2 separate regions of the Homo sapiens genome follow, and region 2 is linked to region 1. Evidence: chromatin contacts called from ENCODE Hi-C or POLR2A ChIA-PET data. All regions are on one chromosome and are shown on one strand. The core of a region is the stretch at or near the end of the contact, and the rest is flanking DNA. Distances in the headings are between cores, read along the strand shown.

Evidence for each region. Hi-C counts contacts between places; a loop is a spot of excess contacts on that map. ChIA-PET counts read pairs that join two places held with the same protein, here RNA polymerase II (POLR2A).
Region 2: a loop to region 1 is called in a map of K562, with 6 times the contacts of the local background. The contact joins the promoter of NTM-AS2 here to the enhancer-like site in region 1. A Hi-C loop is called at or near these places in 1 of 168 maps with a recorded cell type or tissue (K562). POLR2A ChIA-PET finds 5 or more read pairs at or near these places in 1 of 52 experiments (WTC11).

What each region holds. Positions count from the first base shown.
Region 1 is chr11:130,033,799-130,040,324 of GRCh38, reverse strand. No RefSeq gene overlaps it. Among named protein-coding and RNA genes, the nearest start is that of APLP2, 33 kb to the left of the region's middle. RefSeq lists enhancers at 1,971-2,513, 2,957-3,251 and a silencer at 2,975-3,175. Within about 2 kb of position 3,109, at least 4 of the 41 ENCODE cell types and tissues checked have a DNase peak (open chromatin) inside an H3K27ac peak, as active enhancers do.
Region 2 is chr11:131,538,511-131,545,036 of GRCh38, reverse strand. It overlaps NTM-AS2 (NTM antisense RNA 2), which reads left to right and starts at 4,170. Exons shown (of 8, transcript NR_110140.1): 1 at 4,170-4,220; 2 at 4,338-4,517; 3 at 5,429-5,494; 4 at 5,761-5,945; 5 at 6,395-6,526. All of the region lies in intron 1 of NTM (neurotrimin), which reads right to left.

The sequences.
Region 1 (6,526 bases), core at 1,860-4,359:
CTGTAGTGACTTTCCATTTACCATAGACATCGGTGTTTTTTGTTTGTTTGTTTGTTTGTTTGTTTGTTTGTTTGTTTTTTGAAACGGAGTCTCGCTCTGTTGCCAGGCTGGAGTGCAGTGGTGCAATCTCAGCTCACTGCCACCTCTGCCTCCCGGGTTCCAGCGATTCTCCTGCCTCACCCTCCCGTGTAGCTGGGACTAGAGGCGCCCACCACCATGCCCGGCTACATTTTTGTATTTTTAGTAGAGACGGGGTTTCACCGTGTTAGCCAGGATGGTCTGGATCTCCTGACCTCGTGATCCGCCCGCCTCGGCCTCCCAAAGTGCTGGGATTACAGGCGTGAGCCACTGTGCCTGGCCTAAAATCTGTTTTTTATTTGTAAGGTTTTTTGTTTGTTTTTTGAGACAGGGCCTCACTCTGTCACCCAGCCTGGAGTACAGTGGCACGATCGTGGCTCACTGCAACCTCGACTTCCTGGGCTCAAGCAGTCCTCCCACCTCAGCCTCCCGCGGCAAATTTTTGCATTTTTTGCAGAGATGGGGGTCTCGCCATATTGCCCAGGCTGGTGTTGAGCTCCTGAGCTCAAGTGATCCACTTGCCTTGGTCTTCCAAAGTGCTAGGATTACAGGTGTGAACCACCAGCACCTGGCCTCATTTATAAGTTTTTTAAAAACCAAGTGGGTTTAAATAAAAACGTTAGGTTAACAATTGATTGTACAGGTGGTAAGTAGCCATTATGGAAAAAAAAAATAGTGAAAGTGGCATTTGAAAGACTTAAGTTTCTGAAACACTGCTTTGAGCCGGTGGCTCATGCCTGTAATCTCAGCACTTTGGGAGGCTGAGGCGGGTGGATCACAGGGTCAAGAGTTCAAGACCAGCCAGACCAACATGGTGAAACCCCCGTCTCTACTAAAAATACAAAAATTAGTTGGACATGGTGGTGCATGCCTGTAATCCCAGCTACTGGGGAGGCTGAAGCAGGAAAATGGCTTGAATCCAGGAGGCAGATGTTGCAGTGAGCCGAGATCATGTCACTGCACTCCAGCCTGGGTGACAAGCAAGACTCTGTCTCAAAAAAAAAAAAAAAAAAAAAAAAGAAAGAAAGAAAGAAAAGAAAAGAAATGAGTTAAATTGAGCAAAATCACATGTGGCATGCTTAAAGTAGTGCTTGTTTACCAATAAGCATGTACTAAATGTCAGCTATTTGCTACAATATTGAGAGCCTCCTATGTGCTGGTGGGTTTTTAAAAACAGCTTCATTGGGGTATAATTTCTTTCTTTTTCTTTTTATTTTCTTTTTCTTTTTTTTTGAGACAGAGCCTTGCTCTGTCGCTCAGGCTGGAGTGCAGTGGCGCCATCTTGGCTCACTGCAAGCTCTGCCTCACCTGTTCAAGCGATTCTCCTGCCTCAGCCTCCCAAGTAGCTGGGACTACAGCGCATGCCACCATGCCCAGCTAATTTTTGTATTTTTAGTAGAGCTGGGGTTTCACCATGTTGGTCGGGATGGTCTCAAACCCCTGACCTCAGGTGATCTGCCCGCCTCAGCCTTCCAAAGTGCTGGGATTACAGGTGTGAGCCACCGTGCCCAGCGAGGTATAATTTCTACACCAAATAATGTCACAATTTTAAGTGTACTATTCAATAATTTTTAGTCGATCTACGGTTGTGCACCCCTCACCACAATCCAATTTTAGAACATTTCCATCAGCCCAAAAAGATCTCTCATGCCCATTTGCTCTTCCTCTCCTGTTCCCCAGCCCCAGGCAAACCTAAGCGACTTTAGGTCTCCCTAGTTTTGCCTTTCCTCATGTAAATGGACTCATACAATATGTCATCTTTTTTGTCTGGCTTCTTTTACTTAGCATAATGTTTTTGCAGTTCAGTTATGAATAATGCTGCTATGAACATTCGCACACAAGTCTTTGTGTGGACATATGTTTTCATTCCTCTTGGGTAGACACCCAGGCATAGAATTGCTGGGTTGTATGGTAAATTTATGTTTAACTTTTTAAGAAACTGCCAAACTGTTTTCAAAAGTGGCTGCACCATTTTACGTTTCTACCAGCAAAGCATGAGGGTGCCAGGTGCTGTACATCTATTATTTTGAATACATGTGTGTGGGCATTTCATAACCACTGTTTTAGAGGTGAGAAACTTGTGGTTGCAAGAGGTTAACTAACTTGCAGGAGGTCATTCAGCCTGACAAAGCCAGTATTCAACCCTATCTAGTTCCAAATCCCATCCTTTTCTACTGTGGACTGGCTCTGTGCTGGGTGTTTGTGCTGATTAATAGGGCTGGGGGAGGGCGCTGCAGCAACTCTGCTTCCAGCTCACTCTGTGGAGCACCCGAGTGATTAGGTGAATAATGCAGCCTGTGACCAGGGGAAACGGAAGGAGGGCTAGTCTTCTTGGACCAGTTACCAAGCCCCGACAATATTTACATAATTCATTTATCTCTCTTTTTTTTTTCTTGAGACAGAATTTCATTCTTGTTGCCCAGGCTGGAGTGCAATGGTGCGATCTTGGCTCACTGCAACCTCTGCCTCCCCGGTTCAAGCGATTCGCCTGTCTCAGCCTCCCGAGTAGCTGGGATTACAGGCATGCGCCACCATGCCCAGCTAACTTTTTTTTTTTTTTGAGATGAAGTCTCGCTCTGTCACCCAGGCTGGAGTGTAGTGGTGCGATCTCGGCTCACTGCAACCTCTACCTCCCGGATTCAAGCAATTCTCTCTCTCAGCCTCCTGACGAGCTGGGATTACAGGCACCCACCACCACGCCCGGCTAATTTTTATATATTTTTTAGTAGAGTCAGGGTTTTTCCATGTTGGTCAGGCTGGTCTTGAACTCCTGACCTCAGGTGATCCGCCCACCTCAGCCTCCCAAAGTGCTGGGATTGCAGGCATGAACCACGGCACCCGGCCATCTCTTTATGTTTAGAATGAAACTTCAGTCCAGGTTAACCAGTGACACAGCAAAGGAACAAGCTGAGCACTATAAGGAGTCCCCATCACTGTGGACTTTGACAGCCTCATAATCACTTGGCTGGCCACAGAACAGGGAGAGGAGATTTTTGCTTTCCTCTGTCTCTGAGTCAGCAAGTAGTTAGTTACTGAAATCACATCCGCTAACAAGTCCAGGCAACTGCTGACTGCATTGTTCCTGTTGCCTTGTTTTGTATGGCTGGCCAAAACACAAACAGCAGGGTGTATAAATTGATTATATAAAGACATGGGAAATGACATAGTCAAATTGAAAATATCAAGCAAAAATTACTGCTTTCTATAATTTTTTTTTTTTTGGTGAGACGGAGATTTACTCTTGCTCAGGCTGGAGTGCAATGGTGCGATCTCGGCTCACCGCATCCTCCGCCTCCCAGGTTCAAGCGATTCTCCTGCCTCAGCCTCCTGAGTAGCTGGGATTACAGGCATGTGTCACCACACCTGGCTAATTTTGTATTTTTAGTAGAGACGGGGTTTCACTGTGTTGCCCAGGCTGATCTCGAACTCCTGACCTCAGGTAATCCGCCCGCCTCGGCCTCCCAAAGTGCTGGGATTACAGGCGTGAGCCACTGTCCCTGGCCGCTTTCTATAATCTTTATCTTCAGCAGGATTTTAATATAAGCCTATCTTCTCTTATCCATATCTTTCTATATCACTGTCTCCAGGGGGACTATGTTAGGGTTAACAAGCATGAAGTTGGCATTTTCATTCATCCATCCTTGACAGCAGGGGCTGTGTCTTGTTCAGCTTCGTATTCCCTGCAGTGCATAGCATGACGTTGTGTAACATCAACCTTCTTCCTATATCTTGCGTGGACTATTGTTATCCGTCTCCCAGTAGTCATCCTCCATCCATAGCTCCTCTATCCAGGCCATTTTCTACACTTCCTTTTGAATTATCTTTCTAATATGCATCTTTTATTCAAGAAGAAATGATGACATTTTATTATTTTATTTTTTATTTTTAGAGACAGGGTCTTGCTCTGTTGCCCAGGCTGGAAAGCAGTGGCGTGATCATAGTGCACTGCAGCCTAGACCTCCACGGCAAGAGCAATCCTCCTGCCTCACCCCCACTCCCACCCCCTGATAGCTGGGACTACAGGTGTGCTCCACCACACTCAGCTAATTTTTCAATTTTTCAATTTTTTTTTTTTTTTTTTTTTTTTGCAGAGACAGGGTGTCACTATGTTGCCCAGGGTGGTCTTAAACTCCTGGCTCAAGTAATCTTCTTGCCTCAGCCACCCAAAGCCCTGTGATTACAGGCATGAGCCACTGCACCTGGCCAATGACATTTTATTATTTGATTAGATTCATGGTGTTGCAGATATAACAAAGGTGATACCAAACATGTTCATGTATTTTAAAGATGCCTATTGGTCTACGGGATGGGCAAAATAAAAGAAAAAATATTTTAAGGCTGTCGATCGCTATGAAACAAAGTCCATATTCTTTACCAGATCATGAAAGATCATTATATAACCTGGCTTGCCGACCTACAGCTTTGTTTTTCACCATTCTCTTCCCCTTTCTGCTCTTTCTAGAAGGACTGCTATTCATTCTTCCTGTATTTTTCAGCATCTGCCTCAGGCCTGGACATAGAACAAGTGTTCAATAAATATTTCTTGTTAGATTGAGAGTTGCTTTGACCTGCTAACAGCTATATTAATTCCATAAGCCTTCAAAGGAGACTTCTAAGTCCTAGGACACTCTTCATAGCAGAGGAGGTGTGAGAATGGTGAATAAATGACTACCTATTTTTATTCTTCTTCTCAGAGTAGACTCACTGATTCACTCAACCTATGTCTTGAATGTTTTTAAAGGTCAAATCTTTATTTTGAAGTTGTACAAATGGGCCGGGCGCAGTGGCTCATGCCTGTAATCCCAGCACTTTGGGAGGCTGAGGTAGGTGGATCACCTGAGGTCAGGAGTTCGAGACCAGCCTGACCAACATGGAGAAACCCCATCTCTACTAAAAATACAAAATTAGCTGGACATGGTGGCACATGCCTGTAATCCCAGCTACTTGGGTGGCTGAGGCGGGAGAATTGCTTGAACCTAGGAGGCAGAGGTTGCAGTGAGCGGAGATCGCGCCATTGCACTCCAGCCTGGGCAACAAGAGTGAAACTCCATATAGACCGAAAAAAAAAAGGAAAAGAAATTGTACAAACTGCTGTTCCTCAATTAGAAGAAATTCATAAAGAAATAGCAACTGAGTGTTAATTTTCCTAACATTAGACAATTTAGTGAAATGCAATTTGAAAAGCTTTAATGGTCATTTAAACTTGAATTGCTAATTATTTTCTTAGAAGGACATAAAAATAAATGAAGGAAAGAAAACATAAATGAAAGCTCTCCGTAGACTATTGAAGGCTGCCTATTCTTTACAAATATCATGGAGGTCAACATTTAGCAGTTCCGTCAACACTATTCTGGGAATTGGATGAGTCAAGACTATTAAGAGAATCAAAAAATTTAGCCAATTTCAAATTCGCATATGCATTTGTAAATTTAATGATATAGTAATGATTTAACAATCATACTGTCCTATGCTATTATATGTATGCCAGCCATATAAGCAAGTTGACATAACAGAATTTTTATCAGACCCTTTAATTATATACATATAGACATTATTTAGAAATTAAACTAGGTACAAAAAACTAGGAAAAATATTTGTAGCTAATTTGACAAGAGTTAGTACAGTGTTACATAAAAAAGCTATTCAGATAAAACACTGTCTCCAACAGTGCTGATGGGCAAAAGGCATGAAAAGACAAAGCAGTTAATATGATTAACAGATAACATGGAAAAGTTATTCAATTTCAACTTCACCAGAAATGAGTATACCAGTTTTTGCTAAGCAAATTAGCCAAAGTTAAAGAAAGAACTAGTGACATCATCCAAAGCTTCTAAGTATGTGATAAAACAAGGAACTGATATATGTTTGGTGGCAATATAAAGTTTGTACAATCCTCCAGTGTGGCAGTAAGTATATGCAAGGATCTTAAAAATGTTCATGCTTTTTGGTAATTTAACTTCTGGAATCTATACTTAGGGAATGATCCTAAATGAGAAAAAAAATATACATTATGCAGAAAGACATTTGTCAAAATATTATTTATGGTTGCAAACCACCTGAATATTGAACAGTAGGAGAACACAAGATAAATTATTATATATTTATTTGAGGATATATTTATATAAATAGATATGATGTTTATTAAATATTTATTTGAGCAAATATGAATCAACATGGACAACTTCCATAATCATAATGCTGAGAAGGAAATAAAAGCAAGTTGTAGAATACTTTATACATTTCATGATACTAATTATATAAAGCTTGAGACATGCAAATATTACATATTACTTAGCAATACATACATATGTGGTAAAAGTATAAAGAGTAGGCTGGGCGTGGTGGCTCGCGCCTGTAATCCTAGCACTTTGGGAGGTGAGGCAGGCAGACTGCCTGAGTTTGGGAGTTCGAGACCAGCCTGGGCAACACGGTGAAACCCCGTCTCTAC
Region 2 (6,526 bases), core at 2,921-5,420, 1.5 Mb before region 1:
TTGCAGCCCCGTGGGCTAAATTTTCGTAAAAAGAAGGATGGGATTAACAAGAACAACAAAAATAATGACAGATTGAGAGGGGTCTGGGGTCCTTCCGAAAATGATCAAGCTATTGGTAAGATTCTGAAACCACCGTGGCCTGTCCTATTCCTCAAACCACCTCCACCCACTGCTATCAAGTTATCTGATTCGATGACCAGAGATTCGCCTGGAGGGCTCAAAACATAGAGCAAGCGGCGCCCCCAGGAGGCTCTGTCAGACTCACACGTCCACTCTTCACAGGTCCTTGTATGCCCAGGGCTGCGGAGCAGGAAATAAAACATTCTCCAACTTTAGGTTCATATCTGAATGACGGGAAGTGGATGTAATTATGTTTAACTGCCACAACCCCTGGAACTCAGAGAAGAAAACATTCCAAGATGAGATATCCTAGTGCCACCATGGAGTTGAACTCTCATTTTGCCTTCAGGGTCACAGAAAATATTACCATAGGCAGAATCCTTGAGTCAGAAAAAAAAAATATCTAGGGATAGAGGATGAGTAAAGGCTTAGCCAAATGGGGAATAAAGGATTCACAACAGGGATAATTTGGTAGTAGAATGGGAAGCTTTGTGTACCAGGAATAGAAATATGAGCTGGAGAAAGAAGAGGAGGTAGGGGAGATGAGAACTGTAGACAAACGAACCAGGCACTGAATCCCACTTCCCCAGAGGACGAAGGGAGACTCACCCTTTCTTCTTATATGCTTCTGTAGTATTTTAATTTTTTGAAGCAAATTGTATTACTTTGAAATTGGAAAAAATATTTTTTAAATAAGAAAAATTTGTTTTATTCCAAGTGCCAGAAAGAGATGTCTGGAAACCCTAAAAGATCAAAGGTCCTGCTTCTTTAGTCCTCTAATCTTGAAGTCAGCCCATGATCCATTCCATGGGACTGACCTGCATGCATCTTGGTCTTTTCCAGGCTGAGAAGTAACCCAAGATTTGCTAAATATGGTGGTAGGGGCCTTGAGGAGGCAAGACATCTCTGCAAGAAGAGGACCTAGCCTCTTTCCTGGGAAGAGACGAGAGGCCACCTGCCTGGTGTGTTTGCTAACACGCAGGAGCTGTGGCCTGTAATCATCATTAGCTCTCTTTGGTGTTTACTAACTGTTATTAATTAGAATGAGCAAACTTGGCATTAATGTGCCTGCCATAAGGATGAAGGTTCTTACTGCACAACCATCCTGCATAAGCGGCTAGACTGGGACTCGTTTACCAACTGTTACCAGGATGATGCAGGGCTACGGGCACCAGCTGATGAAGGACTGGGCAAGGGAGAGCGCTCGAACCTGTGCTTCTCTGAAAGTTCAGAATTAGGGGAAGCTGTGCTGGAGTAGAGGGAAGCAGAGCCTCTCCCCAGCTCATGTGGGAGCTGCTAGCAGGCTTTGGGCAGCCTCCAAAAGTAGCCCAGGCAAACCCCCAAGGTCTTTGATCACCAGACAGCTTTCCTCTGGTGCTGGTTGTAGCAACTTTCTCCCTAATCAGAAAATCACTGAACACAACTTCCTTTACAAGACAGTGGATCAGTGTCCTGTTGCCCTTCAGGAGAGACCCTGCTCTTCTGTGGGTCTTGGGAAAGAGGTTAGGGATATGTACCGTTGCCAAGAAAGGGAAGACATTATCTGGTGTTCTGATCTATCAGTCTGTTCTCTTGTTTCTCTGGAAGTGATGCTATCCCTGCGTATTTCCTGTCTAAAAGAGTAGCCTTCAGAGAGGAGACTGCCACTTTATGGGAAGTTTTGAAAACAGGGGAGGTAATGGAACATGTTAGCTAGAAAAGAAGATTGATTTCTTCCTGCATGGTTACATGGTCTTGATGTAGAGAGGAGTCTCTGGAGAAAATGGCAGCGTTTCAACTGGCTCACAAGTAGGACACACAAGAGACTTAAGGTAGGAGATACGTTCACTCTGCTAAGAGAAGTCACGTGTTCATCCTCAGCTCCCTGGGAGGCAGCGTAACTGGCAACCATGTGGGCAAGGAAGGCGTCCAGAGGAAGGGGCACCAGGGACATGTTCTCCAGGCTATGGGCCTCGTATTTTGGATTGTTTTGGGAATCACTGTGCTTACATCCCTAGAGGATCTGGGTGTAGGTCAGACATACTACAGGGCTCAAGCCTAAGCAACCAGGGAAATTAGCACCGACTCTCACGTGGGACAAAGACTTGACAAAGAGCCAGGCTGCACACCTCCTCACCCAGAGGCTCTTTCTTCCTTCCCTCCCTCCCTGGTTTTCAGGAAATCCTGCATTGATATAGACAATGGTGTGCTCTGAATGTCTCTGCTACCTGGAGACACTTAGGCTCTTGAACTAACTCACTAGTGGAAGTAGGGGGGATTGTGAGAAGTAGAGGGAGCTGATAAATGTGGGTGCTAAAATAGGGGGTACATTTGGGTCAGCTGGGAATTTGAGGAAAGGATAGGTTAGGGTTCTGTGTCACCAAAGGCAGCATAAGGTTTCACAGAAGTTCATAGAAGAAAACCTCAAGATGTCGCCACATTTCTGAGATGTCAGCAGCTAAGAGAAGAAAAGATTGCTTAGTTACAGAAGTTTTACCCATGGGAGCGTCTGGAAAATGGCACTTAACATTGTCACTGTCTTCATGTATCAAGCACCTAGAAGTTCACAGTGCAGTTCTGAAGACATGCTCATTTCTCTCTTCTTGTCTCTTCAGGTGCTACATGGTGTGTTGGAAGGCTAGTGACCTGTTAGGCACTTGGAAAAATTTATGCAGCTTCAAGGCTCATCTCAAAAGCTAACTCTGAGGCCTTCTTGACCTTCCGAGCTGTGCCGGGTCTCTCCATCCCCTGTGGGCTCATTAGAACTTGGATATTCCTTTAATGCAAACAACACATGGAAATAGAATGGACAATCATTCCCATTTAGTTGTCAGCTGTTCAAGGTCAATACTTATGCTCTGTTGATCTCTCTAACCCTCTAGATCTGGTGCCTGGCATGCTGTAGCTACCAGTAAATGAGGCAACAGTCTTCTGGAAGCTGCACTTCTATTACACATATACTGATGTTCACCAAGAAGAACACACCAAAAAGATAAATTTAGTTAACATTGAGCCTGTGTATAAAGAGACACACTGGATAAAGGATATAAATTTAGATGTTATAGCATGGAGGAAGTAGGGGAGAGAGGAAATGACGCTAATTGAGCAACTAGTTTTTACCTGGTACAACACAAAGTCTTAAATATGTTATCTAATTCAGCCATCATCACAACCCCTGCAGGTAGGTATTTAACTCCTTAGATGGCTATTGTATTCTTTTCTCTACAGGCCCTATTTTAGATGATAGACTCTGATGGTGAACAAGAGAAGCAGAGATCTCATTGCTTGTTTATACACAATCTAGCAACTATTCTACAGTTCAGACAGGACACGTGAATTGACTGGCTTTACATAGCTCCCAAAAATTCACACACGAATTGACTGGCTTTACATAGCTCACAAAATTGACTGACTTTACATAGCTCACAAAATCGACTAGGTTTACATAGCTCATTTAAGTCTGGCCTGTGTGGCTGTAAGGTCTACTCTCTTTATGTATTGTAGGTAACATATATTCCAGAAGTAACCCAGGAAACTCTGAAATTTTCATTTTGCAACCAAGAAGGGCATCCAGGAAAAGCTAGCAATTCTGGAGCGTTCTGGGACCTCCAAATAGTCTTTGGTGATGTTTAACAGCCTCCGTAATTTCATCAGTTAGTGCTGGGTTCGGGATGAGGCATTACATGGCGGAAGGCGAGGGATGGTTCTCTGTCACTTTAAGTCCTAAATTATTTTCAGGTGTTTGTTTCGAGGCAGGACGGGGAGGCAGCCTGCCATTTAGTGGAAAGGGTGGACATGGCCTCCTTTAGACCTCTCATCAGAGTTACTGTTTCGAGTAATGAAGAAGCACGGGGATTGATTTGATGCCTAATGAATAATCAGCTGCCATCAATAATTGTAATCACTAATCTGGTGCAATTAGAGGCAATTATAATAAATGCAATTTCCTCTCGTGCCACTAACGAACTACAGAAGTATGAATTGACTCAAGGGGGCTGGCAGTGATTTATGTGATTGTGAGATCATGAATCCCATTATCTTGGGAAAGACTCTTAAAGGGGCAGGGTCCTATTCTGATGTCACCGCTTCCTAATGAGAAGCTAGAAAATGCAATTCTAGAGGTAATGAGCACAGAGGCTACTGTATTTCTCTCACAACTGGCTTTAGATAAGGGCCTTGTGCAGATTCAGCTGGGCTGCCATGCAAAGGCCTGTTCCTTTAAGTTCTGTTTACTGTAGTGATACACCTTTAAGTCTTGAAGAATGAAGATGAAATATTCCAAACTATGCTGCACAAGAGGATGTGAACAGAAACATCTGGACGGAGAAGATCTTTTTTATATTCAGCCATGCCAATTGACCTACTACCCTCTCCATAGCCAAAGGAATGCCCAAATTTCCACAGAAAGGCATTTTTATGTAAGTTGAATGGCCTTGGAGGTCGTCAGTATCTTTAAAAAATGCTTAAATAGCTGGCTGGCCATGGTGGCTCACACCTGTAATCCCAATACTTTAGGAGGCCGAGGCAGATGAATCATGAGGTCAGGAGTTTGAGACCAGCCTGGCTGATACGGTGAAACCCCATCTCTACTAAGAATACAAAACAACTAGCTGGCCATGGTGGCATGCGCCTGTAGTCCCAGCTACTTGGGAGGTTGAGGCAGGAGAATCAGTTGAACTGAGGAGGCGGATGTTGCAGTGAGCCAAGATTATGCCACTGCACTCCTTCCTGGGCAACAGAGGGAGACTCCGTCTCAAAAAAAAAAAAAAAAAAAAAAAAAAAACAAGCTTAAATAGCTTTAATTATGTTAGTCCTGTTTTCAGAAATGTTGAGTTGCTATGCATTTTCTAATGAATCAGCCAGAGCTTTTTAAGGGACTCCACAGCATGTTCCCACATTGTTGTGACAGGACCGTAGTGAGCAAGGATGAGGTGGGAGCTAAGGTGACCAACTGCCCGCCTGCCTGGAACTTCGTGTGTTCCTTGGATTTGAGACTTTCAGTGCTAAAACTGGAAGAGTCTTGGGCACAAACAGAGATGAGTTTTTCCCATGGAGATGAGGTCCAGGATAGAGGCAGAGGCCAGATAACATAGGGCCTCTCATTCTCCTAGTAGCTCAGATAGAGTTCAACCTCCTGCAGTGCACTGCAGGCTCTGCCTGGTCTCACCTCCACTCCCATGCCCCAGCTCCTCTCCTGCTGGTAAGTCCACCTCTATTCATTCCACAGGGTCTCTAGTTCTTGCCTCAAAGCCCTTTGCTTTCCTTTTCTTTGCCTGGAGAGCTCTCTGGCCCTGATTATTCTCAGAGCCCACTTCTTCTTGTCATTCAGGTCTTACCTCAAATGGTCCCATGGAATTAGGCTCTCAGGCCCTGGCCATCACGGCACTATCTGTGTGTGAGTAGGTGCTTCCCATCCTTGTCTGCTAAGTCACAGGCCTACAAGAGTGCCCCAAACATGATGGGCCCCAATTAATATCATCCCATAAATTACTGAACCCCTTTCCAGCCCCACTTTTCTCTATTGGTGCACAAGCGTTCATCCCCATTCACATTCGCCTACATGCTCTTCCCTGAACACATCCTGATTCTTCCTCTCCATTCTGCCTGAAATACCTTCCCTCTAATTCCTTCAATATTGGCTATTGGCTGAAATTCTTCCAGAAGGAACTTCTGCAAAGCCTTCCTGGCTCCTTGATGGATTGGCTTTTTGGCTTATGCCTGTAATCCTACCACTTTGGGAAGCTGAGGCAGGAGGATTGCTTGAGCCCAGGAGTGCAAGACCAACCTGAGCAACATTGTAGAACGTCATCTCTGCAAAAACAAACAAACAAACAAAAATTAGCTGGGTATGGTGGCATGCGCTTGAAGTCCCAGCTACTAAGGAGGCTGAGGTGGGAGGATTGCTTGATACTGGGAGGTAGAGACTGCGGTGAGCTGTGATTACATCACTGCACTCCAGCCTGGGAAACAGAGCAAGACCTTTTCTCAAAAAAATTAAAAAAAAAAAAAAAAAAAAGCTAAGTTAACATGCCCAATCCCTTCACATACTTATTTTTATGGTGAGAACATTTGAAATTTACTCTCTTAGCAATTTTGAAATGTGCAACACATTATTAACTGTAGTCCCCATGCTGTACAATAGAGCTCAAAAACTTATTCCCTCTAGCTGAAATTTTGTACCCATTGACCAACATCATTCCCACCTTGCCCTTTAACAAACAACTAGTGTGTTCCTGCCAGCCAGGCACTTTGCTCCTTACTGCTTCGTGTTTATCCTGTATGTCCACCTTTACAGGACAGGACAGTCCAGAGAGAACCAACAGCCTTTGCCTGAGCTCTGCTCCAGAGCTCCTCCAGCCCCGTGATCAGGCACTAACTATAACAACTGAACCGATGGAAGTAAATCCTACCCCAGCGGGGCACTGGC